Regions from separate parts of the Homo sapiens genome. Here region 1 is linked to region 2. A link is a loop called in an ENCODE intact Hi-C map of the cell type or tissue named here. Cell type or tissue: ovary. All regions are shown on one strand. Links, peaks and the distances in the headings refer to the core of each region. The heading gives the core; the rest is flanking DNA.

The links. Peaks named below come from ENCODE experiments on the same cell type or tissue, not always from the same donor. Only the 100,000 strongest peaks of a DNase experiment are listed, where the experiment ranks them.
Region 1: a loop joins it to region 2, with 4 times the contacts of the local background. A loop is called at or near these places in 98 of 110 quality-filtered maps.

Annotation. Positions count from the first base shown.
Region 1 is chr10:101,138,862-101,155,113 of GRCh38, forward strand. It overlaps a transcript of TLX1NB not described here. Among named protein-coding and RNA genes, the nearest start is that of TLX1, 16 kb to the left of the region's middle. RefSeq lists an enhancer at 3,621-4,425. In ovary, for the core only: no CTCF peak of the experiment used is centred there; DNase peaks (open chromatin) are centred at 7,050 and 7,382.
Region 2 is chr10:101,083,429-101,099,680 of GRCh38, forward strand. It overlaps TLX1NB (TLX1 neighbor), which reads right to left. Exons shown (of 3, transcript NR_130723.1): 3 at 5,893-7,274. Among named protein-coding and RNA genes, the nearest start is that of KAZALD1, 30 kb to the left of the region's middle. RefSeq lists an enhancer at 12,092-12,211. In ovary, for the core only: no CTCF peak of the experiment used is centred there; no DNase peak of the experiment used is centred there.

The DNA.
Region 1 (16,252 bases), core at 3,673-11,672, 54 kb after region 2:
GACCTGCAGCCACAGTACACATGCACACAGGCATAACAGCCAGTCCCCAGCCTATTCGAATTATCCTAGACAAGACTGACTTGGGTCTGCTTTTCTGGAAGAAGCTGTGTGGTGGAGGGTCTACAGAACTCATCACCCTAGGGGTGAGTTGAAATGGAGGGGTAAGAGGCTTTTTCTCTGGGATGGGAGAGTGAGAGAACTTTTCAGCTGAAAGTGGAAGTTCGTGGTGTGGGGGTCACTGGAAGCTCTGCAGAAGTGTTTGCGGGATACTGAGGGTGGGGAGCCACCCTAACTGTCAGAACCACTGTCCCCCAACCCTGCCCCTGCCCGGCAGCCATGAGGGCTGTGACACAGGTCGTGAGCACAGCAACTTCCCACCCCAGCAAGCCCATGGGGAAGTTCGGCTGAGTGGAGGGTGGGCTTGGTCATCCACCCCCTCATCTGGGGTCCCCTGGGATATCCGCATAAGAGGGGGCTTCTGTCACTCACTTTGTGTAGACATGAAGAAAAGAGAAAAAGAGGGGAGGGTTCAGGGTCCGAAGACAGCAGCCAGCCTTTCCGCCCCATCCCCGCAGGCCCGCGGAGTGCTCAGGTTGGGCCCTGACGAGCTGTGTGGAGCGTAGTGAGCAGGTTCTGGCGGCAGCGCCGGGTCTGCTGCAGGTCTCCCGCATTCACCGGCTGTGGCACCCAGCGCCAGGCCGCGCAAAATCCAGAAATAGCCTCCAGCACCTCAGAAGTCGTCTCCCTCTACCTGGGCAGGTCTGCTGTCCCCTCTGCTCCCGCAGGACTGGAGCCACCGAGCTCGCGCCTTCTTCTCGGGGTGCGATTTCTCTCCTCTTTTGGACTCAAGATCAATGCTTCCCGGCCGGCGCAGATCACACAGCAGGACCCCAGGGGAGACTGTGGCCTTCTTCCCGCCTCCCAATTCCCCAAGACCGCCTCTAGAGGCTGCTGTGTCCGGAGAACTCCGAGCATTTTCTGGACACAGATTGCCTAACAGAGGAACAGGGGTTAGGTGGGGAGCGGCTGGCCGGCCCAAACACAGCAGCCCCAAGCTGGCTCCCAAGCCTGGGCTCTCCACCCCCGCTCCCATCCTCTCTTGAGCACAGTTAGGCCCAACACCCCTGTCCCCCAAAACACCTCCTACCCTCCCTCCCCCCCAGCCCCCATCTTCAGGAACATCACAGGGCTCACACTCACTAACCGCGGAGAGCACATGCAGGCCGGAGCCCTCAGCCCGGCAGCTCTCGGACCCTGCCCAGCTCGACGCGGACTCATGCAGAAGAGGACATTCCGCAGGTAGGTACAATCCCAGCGCTGGGGCCTGGGGCGTCCGGGGGGCGGCCTTTGAGCTTCCCGGATACCGCTCGCCTGCTCCCGGAGCTGTTCGGCCGCCGGCTGCCCGGGTCGTGCACTTTCAGTAGGGCCCCGCTGACTCTCCTGCCCTTGGGCTAGGCCTCCCGGGGATGCCAGACTCCTGGGGACGCTGGGACCCGCGGCGCGGCGGGACACGCAGGACTCCCGCCTCTCCGCCCGGAATTCGTTGAGACGGAATCTCAGCGGATCCCGCGTCCGCCGAGCGCCGCGGCCAGGGAGAAAGGCCGGTGTGGCGGCTGGACCCGCAAACTCCGTCCCAAGTGGGGCGGAGGCTGGAGGGGAGGGGGGCTGCGAGGGTCACAGTCAAGGCCAACTACTCACAACAGAAAGCTCGAAACTCTCCCTCTACCTCCCCTGCCGGAAATGACCCGTCTCTGTTCAAAAATAGAAAAAGAACGATCGGAATAATTGTTCGCAGAGGTGCCGGGAGAGAAGGGGAATTAACAAACCTGCCTGCGCGGAGAGGTCTGCTTCCTTCTTTGGCTTCAGAACCGACGGCAATCACCAAATTCCTGCGGCCAGCGAGCCCTGCCCCTCAGATCTGGCCCTCTGGTTGAGTGGGTGGCGGCCTGAGGGGCCCCAGGAACCCAGGCAGGGATGGGGTCCTAGAGGCCCTGTGCAGTGCGGTGGGTGGCACACAGAGAATCTGGCTCAACCTGTTAACTATAATAGCGGCTTTGTGTGGCCGCATCTGTGCTTGGGGGCTGTGTGGCACCTCCTGAGCACTGACTGCCCTGTCGTGGCTCCACTACCAGGCAGTTGTGGGGTTTGCCCTGGGCACAGGACTCAGATGGGTGCCCTGCTTGTGGGGCGAGTGACTCGCAGGTGGGCAAGGTAGGCTTCAGGTGCTTGAGACAACTAAGTAAGGACCTCTAGCCAGCTGAAGCAGCTGGGACTCAGCAGCCAGGCTGCAGGGCAACCGGGAGGCTGCGGCCTTGGGGCTGCCCTGAGGGCCCTTCAGCTCAGGTGCCAGAGGAGACCTCCTCCCTCATGCTTTACTCCTTCTGCTGCCCTCATGCCCACTTTCACACTTATGTGTCACTCCCACACAGCCCCCCAGTCCTGCTCCCTACCAGGGCCCCCAGACCCTCCAGATCAGCTCAGAGTTTGAAGTTCCACAGCCAGGCTGTTGCCAAGCAACTGGCAGGAGCTGCCACCACGTTCCCTGCGTGGCTCAAAAGGGCCCATCCAATGCCTTCTGCCCCCATTCAGCTCTGGCCTGGTTGGCCCAGGGAGGCCCCTCCCACCCCGGAACCCTCACCTGGATGTCTTATCCTGGAGAATCTGATAGGAACAGGCTGAGCAGAGGCTGGAGTCAGGTCAGGTTTTCCAAGGAGCTCAGAGCAGACTCCAAAGACTGTGCATGATAGGGGTGAGGGGTGGCAGGTTGGGGTGTGAGGAAGGGCTGGGTGAGTTCCAGGGAGTGATGGGGTACCTACATTTTGTTGAGGGGTGGGTACAATTCACATGCCCCCACTCACAGCCTGCATTGCTGGGTACAACCTCACATACCTCCTTCAACTATGCAACAATCAGGGTGTGCAGTGTTACACGAGGGGAGCTACAGGTGTGCTGTGCCAGGCACACACAGAGCCTGCACTGCTGGTGCAAGCTCACACCTGACCAGGCCACCTCCTGTAAGTGGTTACCCCTGGACACCCCTCCTCTCCTTCCCTCCTCCCCCAGCCCCTACAGAGGAGGATCTAACTCCATTCCCAGCTGGCCTGGGGGTGGGGGTTGTCTTAGGAGCTGGCTTCAGGTTCCAGCCCTGCAGCTCGGGTGGTAAGGGAACCCCATGTGCCTAAGGCTGAGCTTGGGGATAGCAGCGGCCACCTTAGATACTGGCTGAGGACCCTAGCAAGGCCCAGAAGGTCCAGCGGCCGCCACTGCCTGCCCAAAGCCTGGGGAAATCTGGCCTCCTTGTGTGCGAGAAGATTGTGAGGGGTGCGGGGGGCCCCCTGCCACTGTGTGCCTCCTTGGGGAAAGGCTTTGGTGGGAGCTGCTCCTGCCCCTCCTGTTTTATGCCCTACGGACCCAGAACCCACATTTCTTTGGTTGCTGCGAGAAGAGCCAAAAGACCCAAAAGCTGGAGGCCGCGGCCGTGATTCAGCAGCCACCCAGAAGTGGGAGCTGGACCTGGGACTTGGTCACAGAAACCCAGAACGAGTGAGTTCTGGGCGCCCTCTAGGGGCCGCGCGTAGCAAGGCACTTCGAGCCGAGGCTCTGGGAGCTTGTATTCTCCGTGGCACCCTCGGAAATGCAGGGGTGGCTGTTACTGACTAGGTTGGAAAATACGAATGATAATCACACTAGCGAGCAATGTTATGGAGCATATGCTGGTGCCAGGCACTGCACTATGCTTTAAGAGTACTAATTCATGCCTAGCAACTACCTTATGAGGTAGTGGTATTTTTATCCCTGCTTTATACATAACGAAAATTGAAGTTTAAAGAGACTAAGCAGGGGCCAGGCGCGGTGGCTCACGCCTGTAATCTCAGCAGTTTGGGAGGCAGAGGCGGGCGGATCACTTGAGGTCAGGAGTTCGTGATCAGCCTGGCCAACATGGTGAAACCCCGTTTCTACTAAAAATACAAAAATTAGCCGGAAGTGGCGGCGGGCGCCTGTAATCCCAGGTACTCCAGAGGCTGAGGCAGGAGAATCGCCTGAACCAGGGAGGCGGAGGTTGAGCAGCTTGCCTGAGAGCCCGCGGCTGGTAAACAGTGAGGCCAGCATTCCAACCATGAGGTCTAACTCTAGAGCCACGGTCTTTGAGAGGGATGGCCGAGTCCTGGAGTATCATGGAATTAGTGAGAATTGGAGATGAGACCCTACCAGACTCCTGTCAGATTTGGCTTTATGGAGGGAGCTCTTAGTCTAGAGGGGGGCTGGGTGTTTGTCCTCTAGAGCTCTGGGAAAATCGCCTTCAGTCCCATCCAGTCTACTGGAACCTTCCTCCCCGTGAGGCGCCTGGCTTCCAGGCCCCACTCTGCCAGGCCTCTGTGGCCGCCCCCTCTTCCCCCGCACTGACTGCAAGCGCACACTCTACGTCTTCCCAGCAGGGCTTGAAGCCTTGTGGGATTGGAAGGGGGTTCCGTGCACTTTCACCTCTTCCCCTCCCTTCTCTGGGTCAAGAAAATGGAAGGACTCAAACTGACAGAAAGTTAAAAATAGAAGCCAATGAATCACACTTTATTAGTCAAAGGAACAGAGAACCAGAAAGGAAAATCCTTCCTCTCCTTGTCCATCTGCTCTGTGGATTGGAGGATCGGGGAGTGAGCTGAGGTGGGTAGGAGGGTGAGACTTGAAGGTCAGGGAGTTACCAGAGGTTTTCTTGGTGACCTCTTAGTAAGATTCAATCAAACTATAAAAAGAAAGAGTATGGCAGGCCAGGCGTGGTGGCTCACACTTAGAGTCCCAGCACTTTGGGAGGCCAAGGTGGGAGGATCGCTTGAGCCCAGGAGTTCGAGAACAGCCTGGGCAACATGATGAGACCCCCCCAGCTATATATTTAGGCCGGGCATGGTGGCACACGGCTGTAGTCCTAGCTACTCCGAAGGCTGAGGTGGGAGGATTGCCTGAGCCTGGGAGGTCAAGGCTGCAATGAACTGTGATAATGACAGTACACTCCAGCCTGGGTGACAGAGTGAGACCTTGTCAGAAAGAAAGAAGAACGAAAGAAAAGAAAGAAAGAAGAAAGAAAGAAAGAAAGAAAGAAAGAAAGAAAGAAAGAAAGAAAGAAAAAAGAAAGAAAGAAAGAACCGAGCGGGTGAGCTTGGCCTTGCCTCCTTCCCTCACCTTCTACACGATACGGGAGGTGGGGGTAGGGGAACATCCCTGGAAGGCTCTTTTGTATACTATATAAGGTGTATTCATTTATATACAAATAGCCCCTGCCAGTGTCTTAAACTTTTGTGTGTGCAAAAATCATCCAAGGATCTTGTTAAAATGTGGATTCTCATTCATTAGATCTTGATGGGGCCTGATGAGATGAATCTTGATGAGATTGCACATTTAGAATAATCTTTTGGTAATGTTGACACTGCTTCAGGCATCAAGGTCTTAAACTACTTCCCCACATCTAAGATCTAATCCTAGGGTTTTAAAGTTGCCTGCCAAACATGACTTGTAATCTTGTTTTATTTGCTTAAGAGCATTTTTCCATTTTATTTAAAGAAATGAAAAATAGGGACACAAATAATATCCCCTTCTGATAGGCTGTTTTGGCTTTTCTTTTTCCCAGAGCATTGATAAGACATTTTAGAATGCACTGTCCACATGCCACAGGCCTCACCAATCCCAGTGTTTTATGTCCTGCTATTTTCCGTGTTCCTGGCACTGCTCCTCTGATGCCAGATCCCCTCTCCTTCTGCACCTGCCCTCTTCCAAAAACCCTCTTTCAGCCCCAAGCAGCTGTTGAAGTGTCTTTGAAGATCAGCCTAAATGTTAAGCCTGGCTTCTCTGCTGTCCAGCCTTGAGTAAGTTCATTAAGTTTTAGGATCTTGCAATTTCCTTGCCCATATTACAGGACCAACCTGTAATTAACCTGGATTAAGGGGATTAAGGAGATAACTCAGGTAAAAGCACTTGGCTCTTCACAGATGCTCCAGGAATGGCATAGAGCAGCCCAAGGTGTTGTGGCCTGGGTTTTCCACACTCAGGACTTCCTGGGGCCCTCAGGGTGAGTCCTACAAATCTCAGGGGCTCTACCCTCCACACCTCATTCCCAGACCCTCAATTTCTGGAGGGAAGTTGAGGGGCAGCTTTCCCTTACCTTTGGCCTAGGGAATCTCAGGATCACATGCAATCACCTTGTTCCCAGGTGGCCACACCTGATTGCACAGACTGGGGAGGCCTGTCCAACAGGTTCATAGGAAAATGCATAGGGGTTTCATGGTCCCTCACCATTCACTTGCTGTCAGAGAAAATCGGCCCCCGCACATTGGCACACCTGTTCGCAAGCCCAGCCATGAAAGCTCACAGACACACAGTTGTATTCTTGTACCCATTTTGGGAATCAGAGGCTTCACATCTGCAGGCTTTGACTTCTCTCCCTTTCCCATCTCAGGCCAGAAATTGGGTGCAGCGCAGCGGTGGTATGGTTATTGTGATTATTGCCCTGGGGCGAATTCTGCAGAGGAGTGGGCAAAAGAATATGGAGGAACCAATTTATTAACCCCATAGAAGCCCCAAGGTTTCCAGTGCCTGTGGGACTCCATTCAGCCTGGACTCTGCAAGACTGGCTTCTCTCCCTCCATGTAAAGTCGAGCAGGGGGATGGGATTGTCTGGGTGGGAGATGGGCTGAAGAAACAGATCTTTGGAAGGCCTGGAGTCTTTGCTTGCACTAAATGAGCAGAACCTTCAGTTCCAGGGAGGTGCCCCTAGCCATCCCTGAGCCTTCCGCCCTGGGGTGGGTTGTACTGTCCCCTCCACACAGCAGCCTGATGTCCTGGCTTGTCTTGGGGTGTCACCTCCAGAAGAAGCCAAGCACAAACGTTCACAGAGATCCACTGAGCTCCTGAGCTGCCAAGGGACACCTGCATGGAGGTGCCAGGCCATGCGCTGGAGACAGCCCGTAAGTGAGAAAAACTCGCTTCCCTCCAGCCTCACTGTGCCCAGGCCGCTCTGTGCCCTGCGGCAAGCTGGTGGGGGGCGGGGGGAGGGCTTGTTAGTAAATGACCCAGAAGCGCCCCACCCCACACCCCACCACAAGGACTTGTCCGGGCCGGGCCGGGCTAGATGCCGAGATGTAATTCACCAGATTTGTGAAAAGACGAGAAATCTGCTCTCATTTTGAAGCGCAGCCCCGCCGGCATCCAGGAGGCCGAATATAAACCTCTTCCGGAGGGCAGGGACATCTTGCACCGTCGCCCTCCAAATCTGGCCCTCTAGGGTGTGGAAGGGCGCGGCAGGGGTGCAGGGAAAAACACACAGCCCGTAGCCATCTGTTTGGCTCTGACGAGTCCCCAGACTCGAGCCTCCAGTCAGCTCGGACTCCAGACCAGGGCTCCGCGAGGGGTGGTGCGACTCTAACCCCACGGTCGCCACAGCAGCTGGAGAATTCGGCCAAACCTGACTCTTTCTCCAGGGGCGAGGGCTCCGCCAGACCGCGTGGACAAGGAACCGGCCCCGCCGCGCTTTCCTGGACTGCGGAGGCGGCCTGAGTGGTGGTGTCCCCGTCCCTGGCAGAGAGGGGCTGTCTCTTGATTCCTGAGCTTCAGGGCCACATGTCTCAGGCGGGTTGAGCCTCGATGATGTCTGCCGTGGGGTTCGCTTGTGGACGATCCCTTCCTGGGACCCCAGACCCGGGCCACGGCCTCCAGGACGCCTGGGTCTTGCACCCCTTGCTTTTCCCGACGGGCTCCCGGAGTCTCATTTCTAGAATGAGGTGGGAGACCTCGTGACTACGCGGAGGCCGCCCCAGGGCTCCGAGGGCACCGCACAGGGCACCAGGCCCTTCCCAGCTCAACCCGGGCCCGTCGCGGTAGTGAATTGGCGCCTGACGATTGCGCGGCAGAGGCTGGCGAGCAGCGCTGGGCTGAAGCCGACCCGGCACCGCGCGGCGCCCGGATCCGGAGCTGCCAGCAGCAGAAGGGCAGGCGCTAGGAAAAGCGTGAAAAGGGCTGGGTCCTTTGGGTCAGGATTTGCCCTGCGACCGGAGGATGGGGCGCACGATTCCAAGGCGCGGACTTCGAAGGCGAGAACCTGGAAGGGGAAACACACACTCCCCCTGCCATCCCCCTGGAGTTCTCTTGCCCAGCTCGCAGCCTCCCTGAAGGATCGGGGCAAGGGCAAGGCCACGAGAGCTCAGGTGCTGTTAATTTCCGTTGAGGAGAAGCACCCTGGGGTCCCTGTCACTTGGAAATTCCCTGTGGCAGTGCTGTAAGCTTCATCACAGTCGGCCCTGCAACTCCCTCTGCACATCTTTGGAATCTCCAGGAGTTATGGGGCGGGGCGAGGAGCTAACCCAGCCCTGGCTCCTCCTCCCCAGGGAGCCGAAACTTCTATACTTCTCTGACTTTATGGTCCTTGGAGGCAGGGTAGGGGTTCAGGGGACTGATTCCTTTGGATTTCTGGGCGACTGGTCTGGCAAGTCAATAACCACCCCAGTTGTCCTGACAAACGGGTCTGCTTTGTGATCAGAGTCCATAAAATGGGCCTGTAGGAAACAGTGTCCCCTCCAACCAATACGGAGCCAGAAGCCCTCTCCTCTGTATAAGGTTTAGAGAGTGCTTCTCCACCCTGGACTGCAGGGAATACTCTCCTCCCTTGAGTCTTTGATTTTCTGCAGTCCCTCAGTGTGTGGAGTCTGAGTCCAGCTAACCCGAGAAGAAAAATGCACTGATTCCAGGGATATTCGGTAGTTTACAGGATCAATAGGAAGGCTGAGGAATTAAGGAACATCAGTTTCAGGAAACACAGGAATGCTTCGTTAAGGCACTGCTGCTAGCACCACATGCTGCTAGACTCCGGCATGAACATCACTGAGAGTAATTTCCCAACTTTTCCTCCATCTTCACTTCACTCCCTCAAGATTCAAAACTCATGGAGTATCATTTAACGACACTAAGAGTAGGACATGTGTCCAGGCACTAGTTGTCAGAGATGGGAGGGAAGAGCATAGTCCCTTAGACTTCCATATTAAAAGCTAAAACTGTTCCACCAATATTTACCCTGTTTGAGGACAGTCTCCCTATCAGGAAGTGTTCAGATGCTAGGTTAAAAAAGGGTGGGGGGACCCACTCGAGGGGACCCACCCCTTTGGCTGCCCAATATTCACATATGCCTTTCTTCCTAAATTTACAGGCTTTTCCTCCACAAAATGCTCCCACCTAACATGTTACTGTCACTCATGACAGAAAATATATTCAACTTTCCTGACAATCCAAAGCCTCATAGCTCTAAGTTCAATACCTTTGTTCTCTTCCTTCTCTAGTTCTGTTGGAATCTGGTCTCAATATTGTGCAACTTGTGGATTAGACTAAATTGTAAAGCTAATAATCATCACACATAATAATATAGTAGTGGCCAGGCATGGTGGCTCATGCTTGTAATCCCAGCACTTTGGGAGGCTGAGGCAGGCGGATCATTTGAGGACAGGAGTTCGAGACCAGCCTGGTGAACATGGTGAAATCCTGTCTCTACTTAAAATAAAAAAAAAAAATTAACCGAATGTGGTGGCAGTTGCCTGTAATCCCAGCTACTCGGGAGGCTGAGGCAGGAGAATTGCTTGAACCCAGGAGGCGGAGGTTGCAGTGAGCTGAGATCATGCCATTGCAATCCAGCCTGGGCAACAAGAGTGAAACTCCATCTCAAAAAAAAAATAGTAATAATAATAATAATAATAATACAATTACAAGGGAATAAGAATGGAAGAAAATGCATGAAGTTAAAATATAGACTGTCTAATATGACAACAGGTCAGGACGTAAAAACCATTGTCTTTTTTTTTGCATATTTCGTATTCATGACATTCCTCCTCCCTTTTCCATTCTGTTTCTTTTGCCTTCAGGCAGCACCTGGGCTGGTTTGGGTTCTTTATCCTGGAGAGAGCCAAGCCTTTGTTCCTGAGGGATCTGAGCCCTTGATGGTCCTGCCTAGAAAGGGCTGTCGTGGTCTTCCATTAACTTTTACCCCTGGACATAACAGCACTACAAGGGACCCCAAGGGAGCCCTGTGATTCCATGAATACTCCTTTTTGCCCCATTGTATAGGAAAACATTCTACTTGAACTTGCTACCGCTCTAGCCAATTCCATAGTCTCCTTTAACCTTGCTCATCCATTGACAGGAGCAACCAGAAGTGACCAGGTAAGAATTTATGCTCCCATTTCAGTGAAAACATTGTTTCTCTTGGTGGGAACTTTCTTCTCTTGGGGACTCTAACTCTAATATAGTAGAAACAAGAGTCACAGAAAGTGAGGGTGTCACTGGGGACTTGTAGAAGGTATTGCCCTCTCTTTTTGGGGTCATACAATCAGGCTATGGGGGAAATAGCAGCAAATATTAAGTACCAGCTCATAGCATATGTTTCATCCTGAAGTACTGCACCACACTACCGTAAAGGACAAACCAGGCTGTTCTAATAACACAGAATACAGTGGCTCAAACAAGATATAAATTATTTTTTCTCTTGCATCTAGGAAAGACAGATAGCTCTGCTCTGTGAAGGCATCGGGAGGCCCAGGCTAGTGAGGAAGCTTTGCCATTCTCCGCAGCCACCTTCCAAACTTGTGTCAATCCTTGACAGAGGAAGGAAAGGGGGCAGCAACTCCAAGGCAAGCTCTTTAAGAAGATGACTGCAAAGTTGTGCATATTTCACTTACATTCCTTTGAGAAGAGCTAGCTGCAAGGGAGGCTGGGAAATGTAGGCTCTAGGTGAATCTAGTGGATATTAGCCCATTGTTAAAACTGCAAAATGTATTCTTGTCAACAGCAATGTTGTGTGGAAAACTAGACAATTATAAGGCCTTGAATGAATGTATTAGCTGAAGCTTGACGCTCAGAAAAGGCATATACAAGCCTACCACCAGATACCTCATTGGTGCCGCTGGCGTTATGGTATAGAGGCACCAGTGAGGTATCTTGTGGTAAGTTTCTACACAGTAGGGGCCTTGAAGCTGATCCCAGTTGCTGGCAAATTGGTTAATTTTGCAGTAAGCTTAGACTTGGGAGATGTTGAGTTTATGCACAGCTTTCTTTCTTCTTGATCTTGGGCCCATTTATTTAAGAGCACATTGAGCAGGACTTGCAGTGCCCGGGAAGGAGACTGACTGAGATCCAGAGTAGGTTATCTTGTCCACTTGATTTTGAAAAACCATTTATTTATTTATTTTTTGAGATGAGGTCTCACTCTTCACCTAGGCTGGAGTGCAGTGGCAGGATCATGGCTCACTGCAGCCTCAACCTCCTGGGCTTAAGCAATCCTCCCACCTCAGCCTCCCAAGTAGCTGGGACTACAGTTGCACACCACCACACCCGCCTTTTTTTTCTGGTAGAGATAAAGTTTGCCATGTTGCCCCAACTCCTGGGCTCAAGTGATCTGCCCACCTTGGCCTCCCAAAGTGCTAGGATTACAAGCCTGAGCCACTGTGCCTGGCTGAAAAACCTTTTAAATCAGGTATTTTTGGTGATCATTTTCATAAAACACAAATATTTTTACAATCTATGTCCATCCCAAAAGATTATTCTTTATACTTTTTCCCACCATGTCCTTTACCCAGACCTGTGGCCTGCAGTGAACAGTCTACTAAAGCACTTTTTAGGGGTTCTGTTATTGCCTTGACCAAAGTATTTTTCAAGTTTTTTGAGAAGGAGACATCTTCTGGGATCCTTTCCAGAGACATTGTGGCTGGGTGAAGTGGCCCATGATAAATCCTCTCCAGTGTTCCTGTCTTCAGAAATTTTCAGCCAGGCATGGTGGCTCATGCCTGTAATCCCAGCACTTTGGGAAGTCGAGGTAGGTGGATCACAAGGTCAGGAGTTCAAGACCAGCCTGGCCAACATGGTGAAACCCCATCTCTACTAAAAATACAAAAATCTGCCTGGCATGGTGGTGCATATCTCTAATCCAATCTACTCGGGAGGCTGAGGCAGGAGAATTGCTTGAACCCAGGAGGCGGAGGTTGCAGTGAGCTGAGATCGCGCCACTGCACTCCAGCCTGGGGGACAAGACTCCGTTTCTGAAAAAAATAAAAAACAAAAAACAAACAAACAAACAAAAACTTTTCAGGTTCCTTTCAGGGTATACTGTTTCTGACATTGTAACTTTAGATCAGGCTGATTTTAATGATGTAAGGGCACTTATCAAAGACTCTGAAGTTGGTGTTTTAGTTTGAGCACATGGGAGTCCAGGTTTCTTTCATTTATCTGCTCCTTCAAACAGAACCACCTCCAGATGCTAGAACCAATCTTAGACTCTTTGGCAGGTGCTCCTACATATGAAATTCAGTGAAAATTAAACTTTGTCGCCTTCCCCGTTCCTGTTTTAAAGACCTGAATTGTTTTGATATGGGGGACTTTTCTTCTCAGGCTTGCTTTTCCAGTTGGCACGCTGGGATTTGGTAAGTCTGAAGAACATGTTGGGTTGGAGGGTGGGGCATGAGGATAAATGATGTCCCCTTGCAAGGGCACTCCAGAAAAAGTCACAGCCTTATCAGACAAGCGAAGAGCATTGTCCGACATGGGGAGAAGTTGCATAAGCTTGTAAGGGAAGCTCAGTGACAGGGGGGCCTGAGTTAGTCTGAATCTTCTGGACATCCCTTATATATCCCCAGCCCAACTCTCGAGGTCCTGCTTTTTTCTAATCCATGTTCTAATTTGATAGGACTGTGATTTGTCTAACATTAAGAGCCATTAGGGTCAGATTTCAAGATTGGTTTTCATTTACGTCAGCCCTGATGCTACAAGAGATAAGGTCTAGTTTCAGCCATGATTGAAAGTCCATGGGTTTAATTCATTACTTTGAGCTAATGTAGAGTTTGAGCTTGTTATCCAATTTCTATAAGCTGTCCTATAGCATTAGAAGCAGCACTCTAATCCAAGATGGTCTCCCAAAGCGTGGTCCTCAGTGGACATGTCGTTTTATTTTACCTATTTATTTATTTAGAGACAAAGTCTAGCTCTCTCAACCAGGCTGGGGTGCAGTGGAGTGCAGTAGCGTGATTACAGCTCAGTAAATCCTTGAACTCCTGGGCTCAAGGGATCCTCCTGCCTCAGCCTTGTGTCTGTAGCCTGGGACTACAGGCATGCGCCACTACACCCAGCTAATTTTTTAGAAAATTTTATTTGTAGAAACAGAGTCTCACCATCTTGCCCAGGCTGGTCTCAGACTCCTGGGCTCAGACTCCTGCCTCAGCCTCCCGGGATGCTGGGATTAAAGGCACCCAGCCAGGTTTTCATCCTATGGAATAAGCTACCAAATTCCCATTCTTGAATCCCAGTAGACCTACAGCCCTAACTAAGCCAAATAACCAATTCCAATTTCCCCCATTTCTCTGATAATCTTTCACCTGGTATCGTTTTTCTGGTATAATTTTTATGCTAGTTAGAATTCTTGGCAGTAAGCACAAAAAGTATTAATCTTGGCTTACCTAAAGATAAAAGAGAAAGGGAGTTTTGGGGAAAGATTTTAAGTAGCTCATAGAATCTAAATGCCAAAGAATCGCTGTGCAGAACTGGGAAGGCAGCAAATACAGCCAAGGTCAAATCACAAGACCATCCTGGCTAGGAGTCTCCACTGGTGTCTCTGCCACTGAGCACTCAGTGTTGCTGGCACTGTGATCCCAACCCCATTGCCCCCATGTTGAATAATATTTTTGGCTGTCCCTGTGTTTTTGAGTCATCCTGGGCAGGATCACGCATTGGCTCAACTTGGGTCATGTGTCCATAAGCTGCTGCTGATGGGGTGGAGAGAGGAAACCCTGGGCCTTTTCCTTCTGTGGTGGCCGATGAGATTCTCCCTCCCTCCAAGACACACAACGCGGGAGATTCTTCCTGGATGGTAAGGGTGTTTAGATGTGGAGCGGCCACACACACACACACACACACACACACACACACACACACACACACAGCTGTTCACTACAGTTGGGGACTTCCTGGCTTTCCTTTCTTTCTCCATACAGCCTAGAACCCCTCACCTGTCCTTTCATCCACCTCATGCCCCAATAGACCCCGGTGGAGCCACATCACCACCTCACGTTTTCTCTTGGTCAAGTCACAGAGCACTGCTGGAGAAATTCACACAGGGGCAGGACAGGTAAACCCATGGGGTCCAGCTTTTGTTGAACCTCACCAGGGCTTAGAAACCCTTTTAAGTCAAATATCATAATATTAACTCTAAAAACCAAGAACCTTTTTGTACATGGCTAAAATTCAGAATAGTAACTTAATAGCATCTAGTATCCAGCCCACATTCAAACCTGTTCCCCAAATCTTGTGAAAGAGATCTTTCTGTAAGGCAAATATAATTATATCACTTCATTCATTAAAGTATTATATAAATATTGCCGGACTCAGTGGCTCACACCTATAATCCCATCTCTTTGGGAGGCCAAGGCAGGCGGATCACTTGAGGTCAAGGGTTCAAGATCAGCCTGGCCAACATGGTGAAACCCTGTATCTACTAAAAAAAAAAAAAAAAAAAAAAGAAAAACACAAAAATATAGCTGGGCCTGGTGGTGGGTGCCTGTAATTCCAGCTACTTGGGAGGCTGAGGCAGGAGAATCACTTGGGAGGCTGAGGCAGGAGAATCGCTTCACCAGGAGATGAAGTTTGCAGTGAACGGAGATTGTGCCACTGCACTCCAGCATGGGTAACAGAGCAAGACTCCATCTCAAAAAAATTATTATAATATATAAATACTGTAAAATATGCAAATGCAAACAGTACAAAGTGGTTTGGAGTCAAAACAGGGATCACCCTTTTTCCGCTCTCCCTTTTATTCTCCCCTCTTCTTTCTGGTTCAGGCTGCCTCCCAAGAAGTGCCAATTGTTTTTTTGTTTGTTTGTTTGTGGTTTTTTTGACATGGAGTCTGGCTCTGTCGCCCAGGCTGGAGTGCAGTGGCGCGATCTTGGCTCACTGCCGCCTCTGCCTCCTGGATTCTAAGCGATTCTCCTGCCTTAGCCTCCTGCACAGCTGGGGTTACAGATGCCCACTACCATGCCCAGCTAATTTTGTATTTTTAGTAGAGACGGGGTTTCATCATGTTGACCAGGCTGGTCTCAAACTCCTGACCTCAAGGTGAGCTACCCTCCTCAGCCTCCCAAATTGTTGGGATTACAGGTGTGAGCCACCGTACCCGGCCCCAGTTGTTAATTTCATGCATTTTTCTCCCAGTCATCTCCCAGACATTCACATGCATGTACATATGCAGGTATAACCTTAACACAGAGTACAAAGGGATCACCCTATACACAGTCTCATGTGACTTGTGCCTTTCATTTGATGACCTATCTTTCATGTCTTTCCATGTGAGTAAAGATAAAAATCCTTTGGTGGCCCCTGTCTTCCTCTCTCACCTCGAGTTCTGTGTCTACCCAAGTGCACTGTACCCTCTCATAACTCCTTGGCCATGTACATGTCATTTCCTCTGTCTGGAATAGCTTCTCTTTTATGGGACCCATGAATTCTTACTCATCTGCTGTAAAAGCTTTCCTGTGCTTGGGGCCAAATTAGGCTTTCTTCCCAGCTCCCAAAATGCCCATTCCTCTCATCATACTTATCATGGAGTTGTTAGTTAGTTTCAAGAGACAGGGTCTCATTTTATTGCCCAGGCTGAAGTGCAGTGATGGGATCATAGCTCACTGTAGCCTTGAACTCCTGGGCTCAAGCGATCCTCCCGCCTCAGCCTCCTGAGTAGCTGGGTCTACAGGCACACACCACCACACCCAGCTAATTAAAAAAATTTTTTTTGTAGAGACAGGATCTTGCAATGTTGCCCAGGCTGGTTTTGAATTCCTGGCCTCAAGTGATCCTTCTGCCTCAGCCTCTCAAAGTGGGAAGGATTACAGGTGTGAGCCACCACACCTGGCCTCTTCATGGAGGTTTTTTTGTTTTGTTTTTTTTTGTGTTTTTTTGTTGAGGTGGAGTCTCACTCTGTCCCCCAGGCTGGAGTGTAGTGGTGCGATCATGGCTCACTGCAAGTTCCACCTCCCGAGTTCACGCCATTCTCCTGCCTCAGCCTCCCGAGTAGCTAGGGCTACAGGCGCCCGCCACCACGCCCGGCTAATTCATCATGGAGTTTTATGAGTGCTCTTTTTTTTTTCCTGTTTGCCATTGAAATATGAATGCTTATTTACTTGTCTTCTTCTCCCACTAAACTTCAAGCTTCTGGAGGCCACCCGCCGAGTTATAACCAGCTTTGTCCCAGCGTCTA
Region 2 (16,252 bases), core at 4,664-12,663:
CCTGGAGGGTGGGGTCTGGCTGTTTCTCAAAGGGAGCGACCAAAGCCTAGAAGGCACATAGGCTCTGCCACTCTCAGGCCCATCTCCTTAGGAAGGAATCAGGGACAGCAATAAGAACCCAGAACAAAGGGCCAGGAGGCTGATAGAGGGGACAAGATCCAGGTCAGAAACAAAAACTCAGCTTAGCCACAGTGATGCTTGAGAGTTATGAGATGGCTGGGGAGATCCACAAGCACCTTTTCATTGGGCACAGGTATAACCTACCTTGAACTTGGGACCTGGAGCCAGGTCCTGACACTGAATGGGCAGTTATAATCTACTTGGGAGCCTGGCTAGAAACCTTGTTTTCCCACTTACTAGCTAGGGAATCTTTGGTGAGCCACTTTTTTTGTTTTGTTTTGTTTTTTTATTTTATTTTATTTTATTGAGATGGAGTCTCCCTCTGTCATCCAGGCTGGAGTGCAGTGGCGTGATCTCGGCTCATTGCAACCTCCGCTTCCTGGGTTCAAGTGATTCTCCTGCCTCAGCCTTCCAAGTAGCTGGGACTACAGGCATGCGCCACCACACCTGGCTAATTTTTGTATTTTTATTAGAGACAGGGTTTGACCATGTTGGCCAGGCTGGTCTCGAACTCTTGAACTCAAGCTATCGGCCTGCCTCAGCCTCCCAAAGTGCTGGAACTACAGGCATGAGCCACCATGCCCGTCCTGTTTTGTTTTTTAGACAGAGAGTCTTGCTCTGTCACCCAGGCTGGAGTGCGGTGGTGTAACCATAGCTCACTGCAGCCTTGAACTTCTGGGCTCAAGTGATCCTCCCATCTCAGCCTCCCAGGTAGTTAGGACTTCGGACATGTGTCACCACACCTGGCTCATTAAAAAAAATTTGGGGGAGCCAAACATGTTAGCTCATGCCTGTATTCCCAGTGCTTTGTGAGGCAGAGGTGGGAGGACTGCTTGAAGCCAGGAGTTTGAGACTATCCTGGACAACATAACAAGACCCTATCTCTACCAAAAAATAAAAAATAAAAATTAGCTTGCTGCAGTGGTGTGCACCTCTGTGCACCTGCAGTGGTGCGCAGTGGTGTGCACCTCTCAGCTACTCAAGAGGCTGAGGTGGGAGGACTGCTTAAGCCTGAGAGTTTGAGGCTGCAGTGAGCTGTGATTGCACCACTGCACTCCAGCCTGGGTGACAGAGCAAGACCCTGTCTCTAAAAATAATAAAATAAATTTTATTAAATACATACCAAATTTTATTTCAAGGAACTGGTTGATGCAATTGTGTGGGTTGGCTAAGTAAGTCTGATATCTGTAGGGCAAGCAGTCAGGAAGGAAAGATCAGGAACAAGCTGGAACCCCCTGGGTGCTAGCAAAGCTGCTGTCCACAGGCAGTCGGGATGGGAGAACCTAGCAAAGGGAGAACAATTCTACACCAAGCTGCTGTTTGGAGCATCCTTCATCAGGGAGAGCCCTGACCCTTTACAGGCTCATCTGACTAGGTCAGGCCCATGGAGGATAACCTCCCTCACTTAAAGCCAACTGATTAGGGACTTTGATTACATCCTCAAAGCCCCTTTACAGCAGGACCTAGATTAGTGTTTATTGAGTACCTGGGAGAAGGTGTGCGGAAGCTGCAAAATGCCTGCTTTGTTTTGGGAGGCTGAGGAGGGCAGATCACATGAGGCCAGGAGTTTGAGACCAGCCTGATCAACATGGCAAAACCTTGTCTCTACTAAAAATACAAAAATTAACCAGGTGTGGTAGTGCACATCTGTAATCTCAGCTACTCGGAAGGCTGAGGCAGGAGAATTGCTTGAACCTGGGAGGTGGAGGTTCAAGTGGCTTGAACTCCACCTGGGAGGTGGAGTGCAGTGGCTTGATCTCGGCTCACTGCACTCCAGCCTGGGTGAACCTATCTGACAGGATTCTAGCCATTGAGAAGATGGGGCACCTCTTCCTTAGCAAAGGGAGGCTAAGGAGATCCCATCCTGAGTTTCCCATGGTCAGAAGTAAGTGTGTCTCTATGGGACTCCTGGGGCTTGTGGACATGGTGTAGGATGGGGAGAACCTCAGGATTAACCAGCACTCTTGGGGGTCCCCTGCTCTGGCTTTTTGGGGCCACCAGAGCCAGAGCTACAGTGGCAGTTGATGGGAATAGCCCTCAGTGACCAGTGGGGCTTCAGCAGGTAATTACCCGGCAAAAGCTGGGAACTGACAGGGTAATTATTAGCTTCTAATTGCAGGGCAAACTCAGGCCGGGATCCTTCTCTCCAAAGCAGAGGGCATTACTATTTGCATAGCAATTAATTACTTTGGGAGCTACGGAATTTAATTACCCACTAGTCCACAGGAGCCAATAATTAAATTACTCTCAGAAACAGGGTATTTATTTCCCAGTTAGTGTGAGCAGGTAGCTCTTCCTTTGGGGGGTGTGCCTGGGTGATGACCCCTAAACCGATTGCTGGTCCTTGGCCTGAGCAGGCAAAGAGTGGTGACCACGGTGCCCAGCAGGGAGTGCCCGCACCTTGATGAGGACGGACACCCAAGCATACACAGATACAGGCCCTTGTAGGGCATGCAGACACATGATACCATGTGCTAGCCATGACTCATGGACTGGCGTTTGGATGTACAGTAACTCATTGTAAGTGGGGCACACACACTCAGCGAGAATTACACACATGGTGAGGAACAGGCAAAGAGGCCAAAGAGGGAATTTTGGCTCTATCATTTTGCCACTATTGTTTTGCCTAACTTGCATCAAAATGTGTTTGTGGTACTATGTACTTTGGTCAACAGGCTGTGGTTCTGAGCCCATATGGAATCCATCTTCATCCCTGATGCCTCTCAAAATGGGGTTTGGGTTGGGAGGGCCTCAGGACAGAGTAGGCGCTAGGGAGGGGCTGGCACTGTCTATTTTGAACATCAATTGATTTTTTTGTTTTTTGAGAGGGACTCTCACTTTGTTGCCCAGGCTGGAGTGCAGTTGTGCAATCTTGGCTCACTGCAACCTCCATCTCCCTAATTGAAGCAATTCTCATGCCTCAGCTTCCCGAGTAGCTAGGATTACAGGCACCCACCCACCACACCCAGCTACTTTTTTTTGTTTGTTTTTGGTAGAGAGACAGGGTTTCACCATGTTGGCCAGGCTGGTCTCGAACTCCTGACCTCAAGTGATCTTCCCACCTCAGCCTCCCAACATGCTGGGATTACAGGCGTGAGCCACCATGCCTGGCCACATAACTTGATTTTTTAAAATCCTGAAAGTTTAATGTTTTTGCATCAAAATGGCCATGCCAAAATGTCATATATGCCTGAGAGACAGGAGTTGATAGAAGACCCTGAGGTCTGGAGGAACCTAGAGACTTCCAAATAGAAAGCAGCCCCTTGAAGCAGAGCTGTGTTGGGTCCAGCATTTACTCTCCCTCTTCATAGAAAACAGGGTCCCAGAAGGAGGCATGAAGGGATGGGGTGTGTCTGGGTTAGCTTGCCCAGTGTCAGGACCTCCAGTCCTGAAGGAGAAAGCCCAGAGCTGGGTGGTGTCTGCCAGGTCCGCTCTCCCCGAAGTCCACTCCTCGCCTTCCTTGGCGTTGCTTCCCATTGGCTGCCTGGGGGCAGTGGTCAGAGGTAACTGAGGCAATGTGGTTTTCACCTCTATCTACTTAGAGAGTATGGGAAGTCCCTGGCCCTGGAGCTGGGGATTCTAGTGTTAGAGGCAGCCTTGCTGCTTGGTGGGTTGCCCATTCCTCTGGGCTGGTGGGCCCAGGTCTTTGTGCACTGCTCCCAATAAGGAAGGGCAGAAGAATGGGGCCCGCTTCCCTTGTTCTCCACTCCCTTCATCCTGAAGGTGTCTCAGGCAGGTCAAGTGGGCACTGGTTATTCTGTGGTTATCTTCCTTCCTCCTTTTCCCCAGGTGACTATGGAACCCCTCGCATGTGCAGGTCCAGAGCCAGGCCACCGCACAGCCCCACTGCCCCATCCCAACTGATGTCAGCTCCCAGCCCCTGACCCCTTGGAATTCCCCTCCAAAGCCTAGAGCTGAGTCCCTGTCGCCATCCTTCCAGCTTAGCCTTGGGCCCTTCCCAGGTGGGATCCTGTAGATGCTTCTAATGAAGTTCTCTCTGACTCTGTTTGGGGCACCCACCACCCGTGGAAAGGAGCGGCGGCCGCCCCGGCCCAGGCTGCTGACAGCAGCAATCCATCTCCATCACAGTAATGGCGTCCCCATTAATCGGCCATAAACTAATAAAGCAATCACTTTCCACCCCTCACCCCCCCGCCCCAACTTCATTAAGTCTTTAGTACATTAATATGTCTTACTTAGTGTCAGCCAAGCCTCTTTCTCTGTTTGGGGTGGAGCATGCTGGGGTGGGCACCTCGCCCGGTGGGTGGGGGCACATGACCCCTCTCCTGGTCTGGGTAGGGGGCTGCTGACTCAGGGCAACCCACTCCCCCTCTCCCTCCTTCCTCTCCACCCACTGTCCCCTTGAGGGCCTTGAAAGGCTGCAGAGAAGAGGAAGAGCGAGAGGAACAGGAAACTGTGGAGCAGGAGAGAGGAGGAAACGGGAAAGGAAAAGGAAGGAGGAAGACGGGATGAGCTGGGGAGGAAGGGGGGAAGCTGGGAGGAAGGGGGAGACGGAATGGGGGAGGAGCTGTGCACCTCCAAATTAAATTTGTGATTCAGGCATCAGATGGGCCGACAGCCAGAGATTAATTCAACTGATCGAGTTATAAAGAGCGGGAGGCCTGGGTAATCAATCTTGCAGCTGTCAGGCCGACAGGCAGGAGTATTAACCTGGCGAGACGGCACGTACCCAGGACTTTTTCATTTCATTCACCCCAACCATGTCCCTGACCACCTCTGGTCTGTCTCTCCAAGTAATAATAATTACGGCTGTTAACGATGACAGAGACAGGATGAGGGGACGGGCTCCTGCGGCAGGGCTTCCTCTCCCGGAGCTCCCACCCACTGCTCCTCTGACCACTCCCAGAAGGTAGAGCAAGGACCAGCTCATGGCACTCTTTGAGAGGTGGGGAAATCGAGGCAGGAATTCCAAAAAGACCTTCAGACAGGCCAGAGGTGGGGCTGGAAAGGTACTTTGGGATAAAGGACAGTGCCCTAGATCCCTCTCAACTCTCGGGAAAAGAATTGTCCTTAAGTCAGCCAGCTTGGCCCCAACACGTTCAGCTGTGGCCAGGGAAGCTGGAATCAGGAAGGTGAGACAGATCCCCTCCTCCGGGCTATTTTGCCTCAGCCACAAACCTGAGCTCTGTGTGGCTTGGGTGGAGGTCCCATCCTGGGCACAGACTCCTGGGCTGGGGCTGCTGTTCTTCCTGGGCAGCCTTCTCTCCTCCTTCTCTCTCCTCCCACCTGACAGTGTCAGTCCACACCTAGGGGGTGGGGGTCTCCCTGCAGAGACTTGTGGAAACACCACCGTTTGAGTAGAGAAGGGGTGGGGATGGGGGAGCCCCCTTGAAGTTGACACCTCTCTCAGCTCTGGCTAATTTTCACATCCTTCAAATTCTGATATCTCTTTTTCCCTCCTTGCTCCAGGGAAAGGAAGGGAGAAGACAAGAGAGGGAGAGAGAGGTAAATAGGTAAGAAGATGTGCTGGGCACCTTTAGGGACTGCTGGGAGTGAGCCAGGGCCTCGTCAGTCCTCTGAAATTGTTATGCCAGGGTGAGCTGCTAGTAGTGGGGGCCTTGGAGGGCTGATGTGAACTGTGAGTTCTTTCTTCCATGCTCAGTGAGAACCAGGCACAGGGTTCGTGGAAGGGGCTATGGCCCCTGTGATGCCCTCAGTATTCCCTATTATCATTTTCATTATTACCAATCAGGGACCACCCCGTCGCTACAGACAGCAATGCTGTAACAGTGACTAGTGCCAGAAACTGGCTAAAGGTTTTCTATACATTACTACTTTAATGTTCGCAAAGAGCCCTATGAAGCAAATTCTGTGATCAGCCCCATTTTACAGATGAAAACCTGAAGTTCAAAGAGGTTGGAAGACTCACTCAAGCTCTCACAGCCAGGAAATAGCAAAGCCAATACTGGGCCCCTAGCCAGAGCCTCAGCTCAGCATAGGCTAACTTTCCCCCAAGGCCCTCAAATGTCACTGTCCCCTCTGACCCCTGCCTCCACCAAGGTTCCTCAGTGTTCTCCGTAGGCGGATTCTGGATTTCTCCAGCTGAGGTGACCTGGGCACCAGATCCTTCTGGGTTTGAGAAGGGTGGGGAGGGTGATGCTTCTGTTTGTTTAGAGGGTGGGGCGGGGAACCTGGTGTCAGAGAACACTCATCCGGGGCAAAGGGAAGAGTGGGGGCCCCACTCGGGGAGGCTCCCCAGTGCTCTGCCCTCAAGTAACCCCAGGGAGTAGGCTCTGCCCCCTCCCCAGGCCCCATGGCCTCTTGGGAAAGGAGAGAGTGCTGACTTGCCCATGCCCCCCGCCTTCCCCAGGGATGGAGCAATTGGAGGGGTGCCATGCTGGGTGTGTGTTGGGGTGGGAGTGGATCCTGACTTAGAAGGGCCTAGAGGAAAACTCTCCCTGTCACCTCCTGACCCTAGCTGGGGCTAGGCTGGAGGAGGACTGGGGACATGGGCCTGTCTGAGGCGCCAGGCGCTGGAGGCTGGAACTAGGCCAGCCCCTCTCCCAGGCTCCCTAGGACCCATTTCAAGTGGTTGCTTCCAGGATGACGCAGCCCTGGGGAGGGGGAGCAGGAACAAGGAGCCTGTTTCCAAGCAAAGGTTCAAGGGTTTCCTTTCCTGGGCTCCCGCCCCCTTGCTCAGGGCAGCCACCCATTCTGCCCTGTCAGTCATAATGTTTCTTCCTTATCTGAGACCAAAGCCGATGGAGGGACCCAAGTCCCTGTCCCATCTTGAGGTGGTTCTTGTGCTTGAGTGGGGATAGATGGAGACCCCCAGCACAAGGAACCAGAATCCTCAAGTCTTAAGGTTTTGATCAGTGGGGTGACTGGGAGAGTTAACGTATCATGGCTCCTCTCTGCTCCTGCCTCGTCCCGTTCCATGGAGCCTTCTTATTCCTGCAAGATCCTGCATCAGGGGCCTCTTGCGGCATTAGAGATGGGGGTGTTCTCTGGTTTCTAGTCCTCTCAACCCATCAAGGTGGATGTGGATTCAGATCCCGAGGGCTGTCTTGTCATGATCACCACAATTGTCCCTCGCAGCTTCTCTGCGCTTTAATTCTCCGTCTGTAGGTAATGGAGAGAATGCTGTCTGTGATCTCTGCCTCCTCTGCCTCAGGATGGGGCAAGGTGGGTTGCTGGGGAAAAAGAGAGGAGAGATCTTTTCAGGCAAATCACATAGAACACCTGTTTCTAAACCTGTTGATCCTTCCGTGCCTCAGTTTCTGTGTCTGTAAATTGGGAGAAATCACACCTACTTCCTTGGGTTGTTGTGATGCCCAAGTGAGATGGCAGAGGGGGCCTAGCTCTGTGTCTGGCACATTGTGGTGCTGAATAAATATTTGAAACAATCAGCCAGAGTGGGGAAGTGCCTGGGGTGTGGTGAGGGTGTGGGCTTCAGGGAAGAGGCTCTCCTTCCTCGCCCTCAGTCTTCTCACCTCCCAGCTCTCTGATCTCTCACTGTGACAAGTCCAGGCAGAGGCCCTCAACATGAGCACCCCAGCTCTGAAGATTGCTTGGACGAGGCTGGAGAATGCTGGCGCGCTAGATAGGGTTGCGTTTGAGGGATGTGTATCTCCACATCCTTGATTTGAGACAGGGGCTATTTGGACATCAGCCAGGCTTTGTGTATATGTGAGTGTGTGTGTCTGCGTGTGCACATGTGTGCATGTGTGTGGATGTGTGTGTGGGTGAGTGGGCTCAATGGCTGGCACCAAAATACTTGCTGATTAATCTTTGTCTTCCGAGCGCCCAGCCCTAGTCCCCGGGAAGCTCCAGGGCCTGAGCTGGTGTCCAGTGGGCCTGAGGGGGCAGAATCAGGCCCAGGAAGATGGATTTCCCTGTCCCCTCAGGCCCCACCCAGCAGGGAAGCAGGGAAGACTGCTTCATTTTGTTTAATGGGATACTGGGGGGGACAGTAGTCATGGGGCATTAACTGCTAATTGGGTCCATAATAAAGTTAATAAAGCTCTTATGGTCTTTGCCATTAAGTGTAATTAAGGGGGTGCTCTGTGGCGAGGAGGGGGTTGTTCGCGGGGAACGGGTAGTGGGCTCTCACTGGCAGGAGCAGCTGATGGGGAAGCTGGCAACCATGCCAAGGCCAGAAGCTGCACTGGCTTCTGGCACCACCCACCCCTGGCTGGGCTCCCGCGCAGCTCCTCTGGGGATTGGAGGTGGTGAAGTGGACAGGAAGGGAAAGGGTTTACTCTGTGCTGTTCATAGAAGTCCAGGGGGAAAATCATTAACTTCAGCCCCAATGCCCACACCCTTGAAGAGGCTCAGAACATGGAAGAAATGTCATCTTCAAGGAGAGATGGCACGGACAATCTCTGAGCTTTAGGGCATGGCTTGACTTGTGTGTGCTGAATGACTGGGGACGTTGCATAACCACTCTCAGCCTCGGTTTCACCTTCTGTAACATGAGGATAAAAACAGCATGGTTAGGAGGGTTCCAGAGCTATGTAGTGGGAGACAGCTAGATGAGTGACTGTCGTGCTGTTATTCTTTTTGTGAGCTCTTGTTTGTTTTGTAATAACACAAGAATGTTTGATGAAGCCTTCTTGTATATACAGAAGCACAGAGTGACCCTCTCATCCCTCTGTCATCGATGTGGTTGTTATTTTTCCAGAGTTTTGGGGATATATTTATATAATATATGTGTACATGCAGAAACACATAGTTTTCTTTCTTTTTTTTTCTTTTTTCGTTTTCTTTCTTTCTTTCTTTTTTCTTTTTTTTGAGACAGGGTATCACTCCATCACCTAGGGTGGAGTGCAGTGGCGTGATTATGGCTTACAGCAGTCTCAAATTCCAGGGCTCAGGCAATCCTCCCACCTTAGCCTCCCGAGTAGATGGGACCACACGTGTGTACCACCAAAACCAGCTAACTTTTACATTTTTTGTAGAGATGGGGGTCTCCCTATGTTGCCCAGGATGGTGTCAAACTCCCAGGCTCAAGCAAGCCTTCTGCCTCGGGCTCCCAAAGTGCTGGGATTACAGGTGTGAGCCACTGCGCCCAGCCTACATTGTTTTCTTGGATGGCTGTATGATATTCCATCATATGGCTACGTTTTAATCATGTTGCTTGTGCCCCAGATGGAAACCTAGACTGTTTCTAGTCTTTAGCTCTTACAGTACTGCAAAAATACCTTGATATATTTCTCTGAGCACAAGTGCAGGACATATATAGACAAATTCCTCGAAGCGGAATTGTTGGGTCAACTGACATGTTCATTGAACATTTTTGATAGATATTGCCAGACTGCACATGAAGATGATTGCACTGTCTACCCCCGGTGTCAAACCGGCAGAGGGGCTGCCTCCCAGGTGCTCAGCTCAGCCACCTCAGTTGCTCTCAGACACACTCCTGGACAGCTCCCGGGATGGGGGAGTCCCAAGGAGAGCACGCAGGACAGGGAGCGCAGCTTCCCCTGGGAGGGGTGGGACAGGAGGGACAGGAGCCAGCCCTCCCCTCTAAGCCTGAGAAAGCCACTAGGTAAACTCGGTTGTCAGAAGGGAGGGAGAGTTTCAGTCAGGGTCAGGGGTTAATGCGATGGAGCTACTGGGACACACTGTGCAAACAAAACAAGTTAGGGGAGGGGAGGGGCCGGCCCTCTGGCCACAGGGAGGGAGATGGGCCAGTCAGCCTGCACTTGGCTCTTCCCTGGGTAGCTGCCATCGTGGGCACAGGTTCTGGGCTGTTGAGGACCTTGTGGCCAGGCTGCTGGGCTCTAAGGCCAAGAGGGCAGCATTCTCCTTCTGAAGGCCGCCCCCCAGAGCTGGCACGGTAGGCCTGCTGAGCTGCCTTGCCCACCTTCAGGGCCCCTCCACAGGTAATCCCCCTGGAGCCCTGTCTGGGAGGCTTTGGACGGTATTAGAGGTGAGCCGGGTGGCAGGCCCTGGAGCCAGGCCCAGCTTTTAGAGCATTCCTGAGCATTAGGCTCCCTGTCCCAGCCCAGCCTTGCCCTCACCCCATGGAGCCCCTGGGGCTTCTCTGCTTCAGCTGCTGCTGGCCTAATTACAGGTGTCCATGTCAGGGTCAGCAGTGGAGTTAATTCGGGGCTTGTCTTGGGGTGGCCGGGGCTCATTAATGGAGTCCCAAAGAGCCTAGGGATGAGCCAGGCAAACAGGGGATTAGGGGCTGAGGAAGACTGCTGTGGGGGAAGGCTGGCTAGGCAGGGCTGTGAGCTGGGCCCCGGGGAGGGGGTCAGCTTCAAGCCTGTGTGTTCACCCACCCACCCACACAGGCCCTCATGAGACCCAGCAGTGCTCAGACACGCAGACACACACAGCCACGGGCCAGACACTCTTCAGAGACACATATGGACTCTCATACACAGGCTCACACACACAGACACACACCATTGGACTTAGAACTGCTCCCTGAGAAGCCTTGAGGTGTGCAGGAGGGGTGGGGGAGATGAACCAGAGATTTCCCTCTTCAGCCAGAAACTCTGGCCTGCCCCTGCCAGCCCCCTCCTGTGCCCTCTCCCACCCTGGCCAGGGCATTGAGCTTCCCTTCTCCCTTTCCTTCAGCATGTCCTCCCACCATGGACTGGAATTCCGAAGCACTGGTCTGTGGGTAGAATGAAAGAGCCGGCTCCCAGCCAGGATGCAGGGAGGCGGGGGTGGTTTCTCCACACCCCTCAGTCCAGCCTGGCCTAGAGGGTCCCTGAGCCCAGCTGTCAGCCCACCTCCCCCATACCAACCCTGTGCCTCATGACAGCCCTGGGGTTCTGTGGGGAGGCAGAGCCACACTGCACAGAGGTCACCAAAGAGAAGGAGGAGGAGGAAGACAAGAAAGGAGCTGACAGGAGCCAGGGTTGGGGCGGGGGCTGGGCAGGGGGAAATCGCTTAACCCCGAAGCCGCCACTAGTCTTTGGAGCCCCTGCATTGACGGGGGCCAGCTGGAGCTGGCTGAGGACAAGGGGCCCAAGTGTGGGAATCCAGGGAGGAGGCCTCCCCGGGCTTCCTGGATCAGCTGGGAAGAGAGACCCCAGAGCCTTCTTCTCCAGCCCGCCCTCCTGCCGCCATCCCTCCCTAGAGTGTGGAGACAGGCCCCGGCTCCCTGGCTCTGTTGCCAGTGGGGGAATTTTTCCAGCATTGACCTCACCCCGACCCCACCCCAGGCTGGCTGGCTGATGTTCCTGCACTCCTAGCAGCGTGGCCATGGCAGCACAGGGCAGGCAGGGGATTCAGAAACCCAACCCTTGACTCTGGAAGAGTCAGGTTTTCCCAAGGATACCTCCTTCCACCTGTGCCCACTTACCAAGGCACCTCCTTGACTAGTATTTAGAAGTGACCCCAGGGATAAAGTGACTCCCATTACAGAAACAGCCACTGCTCCATCCCACTAACTTCACCTGCTCATCAGTAAAGGTGCCCACGGGTCAGACTGCCACCTGTCATCACCTCACTCTTGGTCCTAGGCATCAAGCCTTCCCTTCTGGGCCCCCAGTGTCCCCCATGCCATCCCAGGACCCCACACACACTCCAGGCCCATAATTGAATATAAAGGCCCAGAAGCTAGTGCAAACAGTGGCATTAATCACCAGCAACCTGGCAGCCTCCTGCCATAGATCTTTTCCACGCGTAGAATAGCTCATGTTAATCACTGCCGCTGATTTATTGTCTTCTCCGCCTTGTACATAAATTATTCACTGTGGCTGGGCTGCGAAGGAATCCTGTAATGAGGCCTTCCATCCTCCCATCTCCAAGGTGAATCCTCAGACCTCCGGGTCCACCTAGTTGTGTTCACTGGTGGGTCAAGGCATGGAGCCACAGGCATGGGATTGAGAGGATGATAGGGAGTGGGGACCCCCATGCAAGAATATCTGTCCCCCCAGGAGCATATATAGGACCTCTTCAGCTCCAGGAAACAGGGCTGCGGCCTCGCCTCTCCAGCTCTGGACAGGAGAGACAGGGCAGAATGGGGCGGAGGAGGCTGTTGGGTGGCCCCAGGGCTTCCTAAGGCTCCGGGAGAGTAAAGCCTTCCAGCCTTTACCTGGAAGTTCCTGCTCACCACCTGAGAGACTCTCCCGCCAATCAAGGCCAACTCTTGGGAGTTCCCCATCACCGGAAGCAGGATGTGGGCGTGTCCACGGGGGCAGAAGACCTGCCTCTCCCAGCTCCCTGTCCTACCCTGGGGTCTGTGCTGCTCTCTGGCCACACCTCTGAAATGGCCTCAGCCTCAGGAAAAGGTGGTGGCAGTAGTTATGGCAATGGCCACCAGATGGCAGCCCTGATACCCAGGACAGTAGCTCAGGGAGGTGGGAGGCTGCATTTGGGTAAGGAAATGCCTTTGGGAAGGTGGGAATCCGCCAGCGGAGGGTGATGGGGAGTGGGTGGAGAGGGGGTCTTGCTGACAGGGAGAGCTCTTAGCCTCAGGGGACCAAAGTACAGGACCCACTTCACACATCAAACCACTCATGGTGACATCCTCAAATGGGATGGTCTCAGGAGAGGAAATTGGGGCCCAGGTGTATGTGGGCAAGTGGGACCCCAGAGGGTGTGGGTGCTGCCAGATGGACTTCCCTGGCCCTGGCCCAACACCCCTGCAGCCTGACTTTCAGGCTGTCCTTCCCAGGCTCTGATCCATTGCATCCCAACCCCTCTCTCTTGGCTGGGGCACTCTCGGAGGCAGCCAAGACAGGAGCTACTGTGTACTGTGGTCAGCTGGGGGCCAGCAAGCCCCGCCCTCAGGATCTGTTTCACTGCACACATGCAGCACTGTGAGTTGCTTAGACCCAGTCCATCAAGAACACCTGTCCCCGCACAGGCCCACTGTCTCCTCCCACTCCTGTATGTAGAGTGGAGAGCTGCTCAGAGATACAAATGGGTCCTAAGATTCAGGAGACTTGTGGCTGCAACACTGGGCTTGCCAGAGTGCCCCTCCAGCCCTTCACCCCTCCACAACCCCCTCCCCACACACCTTACATCACCTACTGAGGCAGGGCGGAGCCTGCACTGGGATGGTGTAGAGGATGCAGAGTATTTGCCTTGTTACCCAGCCAGTGAGCTGCTTTCCAGCAAAGATGCGGGCTCCGGTCCTTTAAATACCTTGAGCCTAGAGGGCAAAGCTGGCAGAACAAGGCTCTGAAGGCCTCCTTTTGCCCCAGCTGCCTAGATGGGAGTCCTAGGAAAACATCTGGAACTCTGTGTCTCCTTGGCAGTTCTTGCCTAGGTGTCCTTGCTGTACATCCCACCGCTAAGCTCTCTGGAGATATCCGCTGGGATTCTGGAGTGCCCCTCCCAGACCCCAACAGGCCCTCTGGGTTCTGATGGGAACTCCCAACCCCAGGCAGGGCCCTATCTCCTGAAGGCAAGGTCAAGACATTCCCATCAATGAAGACCAGTGTTTCCCCAAGTGCAAGTCCTGTGCCTACTTCAGACCTACTGAGCTGGAAACTGTGGGGAAGAGGTCCAGATAACTGAATTGTTACCAAGCTTCCTAAAGCCTGAGAACCTCTGTACGAGACACTTCCTTAGAGCCAGGCTCATGCCCTCGTTAGATCAGCTTCCTGAGGGCAGCCCCAGACCAGGATGGGTGAGTTGTGAGGTTTTTCTAGTTGGCCTCCGAGTATTGACTTCCCTGCCACCACCGCCCTGGAAGTGGGCACACCTTTGGCCTCCTCACTGTCCTCCTGCCTGGTCCCCTTCCCTTCCCGCCAGCCCTCTGGCCCTTCCCAGCCAGCTTGCCTGGCTTCCTGGACCTGCTGTCTTCATGTCTGTCTTCACATCTGTTCCAAGGCTGCCCCAGCCCCGCTTGTTTATCCTTCAGGGGGTCCAAGTGGGTGTTTCAACTTCAATTATGCTCTGACTACAGCCACCACAGATACCAAAACAAACGTCCTGGGCGTCAGAGGTGGTGGAGGCTCAGACAGGCTGGTGCCAGGGGGCCTGATAAAGGGGGGTCTGCTTGGGCTTGGAGGTGATGAGAGCTGCTCCTAGTGATAGGGCCCTGGGGAGCAGGGGCTCGTGGGTAACTGGCCTCCTCAGGTAGGCCCAGGCCACAGAGGGGACAGTGTCTTGGTCTTAGTACCTCTCTCTCTGTCTCCCAGCTTCTCTCCAGTCTCATGTAACAGAAGCCTTTTTTTTTTTTTTCAGTGGGGACGTGACTTGTAAAAGCCTTCCTTCTTCCCAGCTGCTGGCTAAGTCTGGCCTCACCTCCAGAGGACAAAGATCTTGACTCCTCAACCCAGGCCGGCCTATTGAGATCTTTTTAAATCCCCTCTCAGACCTTGTGGTCAGTGTCTGAGGATGGTAGCAGAAGTCAGGGATCCTGGACCCAGCTCTGTTGGATTGTCCCTGTGACTTGGAGTGTGGTCTTTGCACAAGCTGTGCTTTGGTTTCCCCTCTCTAGGTCAATTAGCAGAACACATTTCCCAGTCTGATTGCCCACAAGGGAGAAAAATTCAAACCTTCCAGGCTCCCTGGAGTCCCTGGAGAATACAACGAGGTGTCTCAGGGAGCAATGGGAAGCAGGACGTGGTGCCTGCTAATGAGTGGGCCCTGATTTCCGTCTGGAGCATCAGAGGATGGAATGCCAGGCATCCATGACTAGAGAGAGGCCCCAGCTCCCATTGATCTCTGTGGCAGGAACCAGGAGACCCAGCAGAGGCCATGCTCAGCAGCCCCTCCAGCTGCGCTTCTCCTTAGTGGGAAGGAGCCCTCTTACTCACTGCACCCTCTCTGAATTCTCCCCCAGTACCTGCTTTTGCCCCTACCCTTGCCTTCTGCTTTTCCCAAATGGCCACCTCAGCTTATCTGCCCATTGGCTGATCTCTGCAATGATCACATCTGGGAACACCTTTAATAACAATGATAACAGGGCCAGGCACGATGGCTCACACCTATAACCCCAGCACTTTGGGAAGCCGAGGCGGGTGGATCACTTGAGTCCAGGAATTCGAGACCAGCTTGGTCAACATGGTGAAACCCCATCTCTATTAAAAATACAAACATTAGCCAGGCATGGTGGCAGGCACCTGTAATCCCAGCTACTCGGGAGGCTGAAGCGGGAGAATCGCTTGAACCCGAGAGGCAGAGGTTGCAGTGAGCTGAGATGGTGCCACTGCATTCTAGCCTGAGTGACAGAGCAAGACTCCATCTCAAAAAATAAAATAAAATAAAAATAATGACAATAGGGCCAGGGGCGGTGACTCACACCTGTAATCCCAGCACTTCAGGAGGCTGAGTGGGGAGGATCACTTGAGCCCAGGCGGTTGAAGCTACAGTGAGCTATGACTGTGCCATGGCACTCCAGCCTGGAAATCAGAATGAGACCTTGTCTCTAATTATATATATATATATATATATATATATATATATATATATATATATATATATATATATATATATATATATAATGATAATAGCAAGGAAAACAAAAAACAGCTCCTATTTATCGAACACTTCCCATGTGATGTGCCAGATGCTTTTGCGATTTGATCTTTCTGTCCTACAAGGCAGACGGATATAACAGCCCCACTTTATAGATGAGGGAGCTGAGAGGTTAAGTAAATGTTCCAAAGCTGCACTAGCTCCACTAGCAAGTGGCAGAACTGGATTCAAACCCAATTAGTTCTGACTTCTGAGCCCAAGGTTTTTGCTCCAGGCTTCGGATGTGCTGTAGAGAGCGGGGTTTACTTTGTGTTGGCTCCATCAGCCCCTTGAAAGCTCAGGGTCATGGCTTCTGTAGGGGGCTCTCTCTCTTTAGTACTCAGGGTTGAAGAGACCCTTGGGCCACTCAGGGGGCCCCAGAGTCCTGCTGGAGACCCAGGGAAGCTGTCTCAGTCCCAAATGAACCTGGTCATGTGTCAGCTCCCTGTCCACACGGCTGAGGGCAAACTTTCTCAGAGCTCAGCTCTGGCTCTGCTGCAGGATGTGAGTTGGGGGGTTCTGGTTCTCTGAGTTCTTGAGGAGGGTCTGGATGAGGGTGGGGTTTCTATTCTGATCTCTGTTCTGGTTCCTCTTACTCATTCAACCCTGGCTGCTGCCCAAACACAGGCAGCCTCTGCCCTGGGGCTGGAGCCACAATGTGGCAGGTGGAGGGATGGGAGGTGGACTATTGGAGCCAGACAGCTGCTTCCTATCCCTGCCATGCACATGCACACAC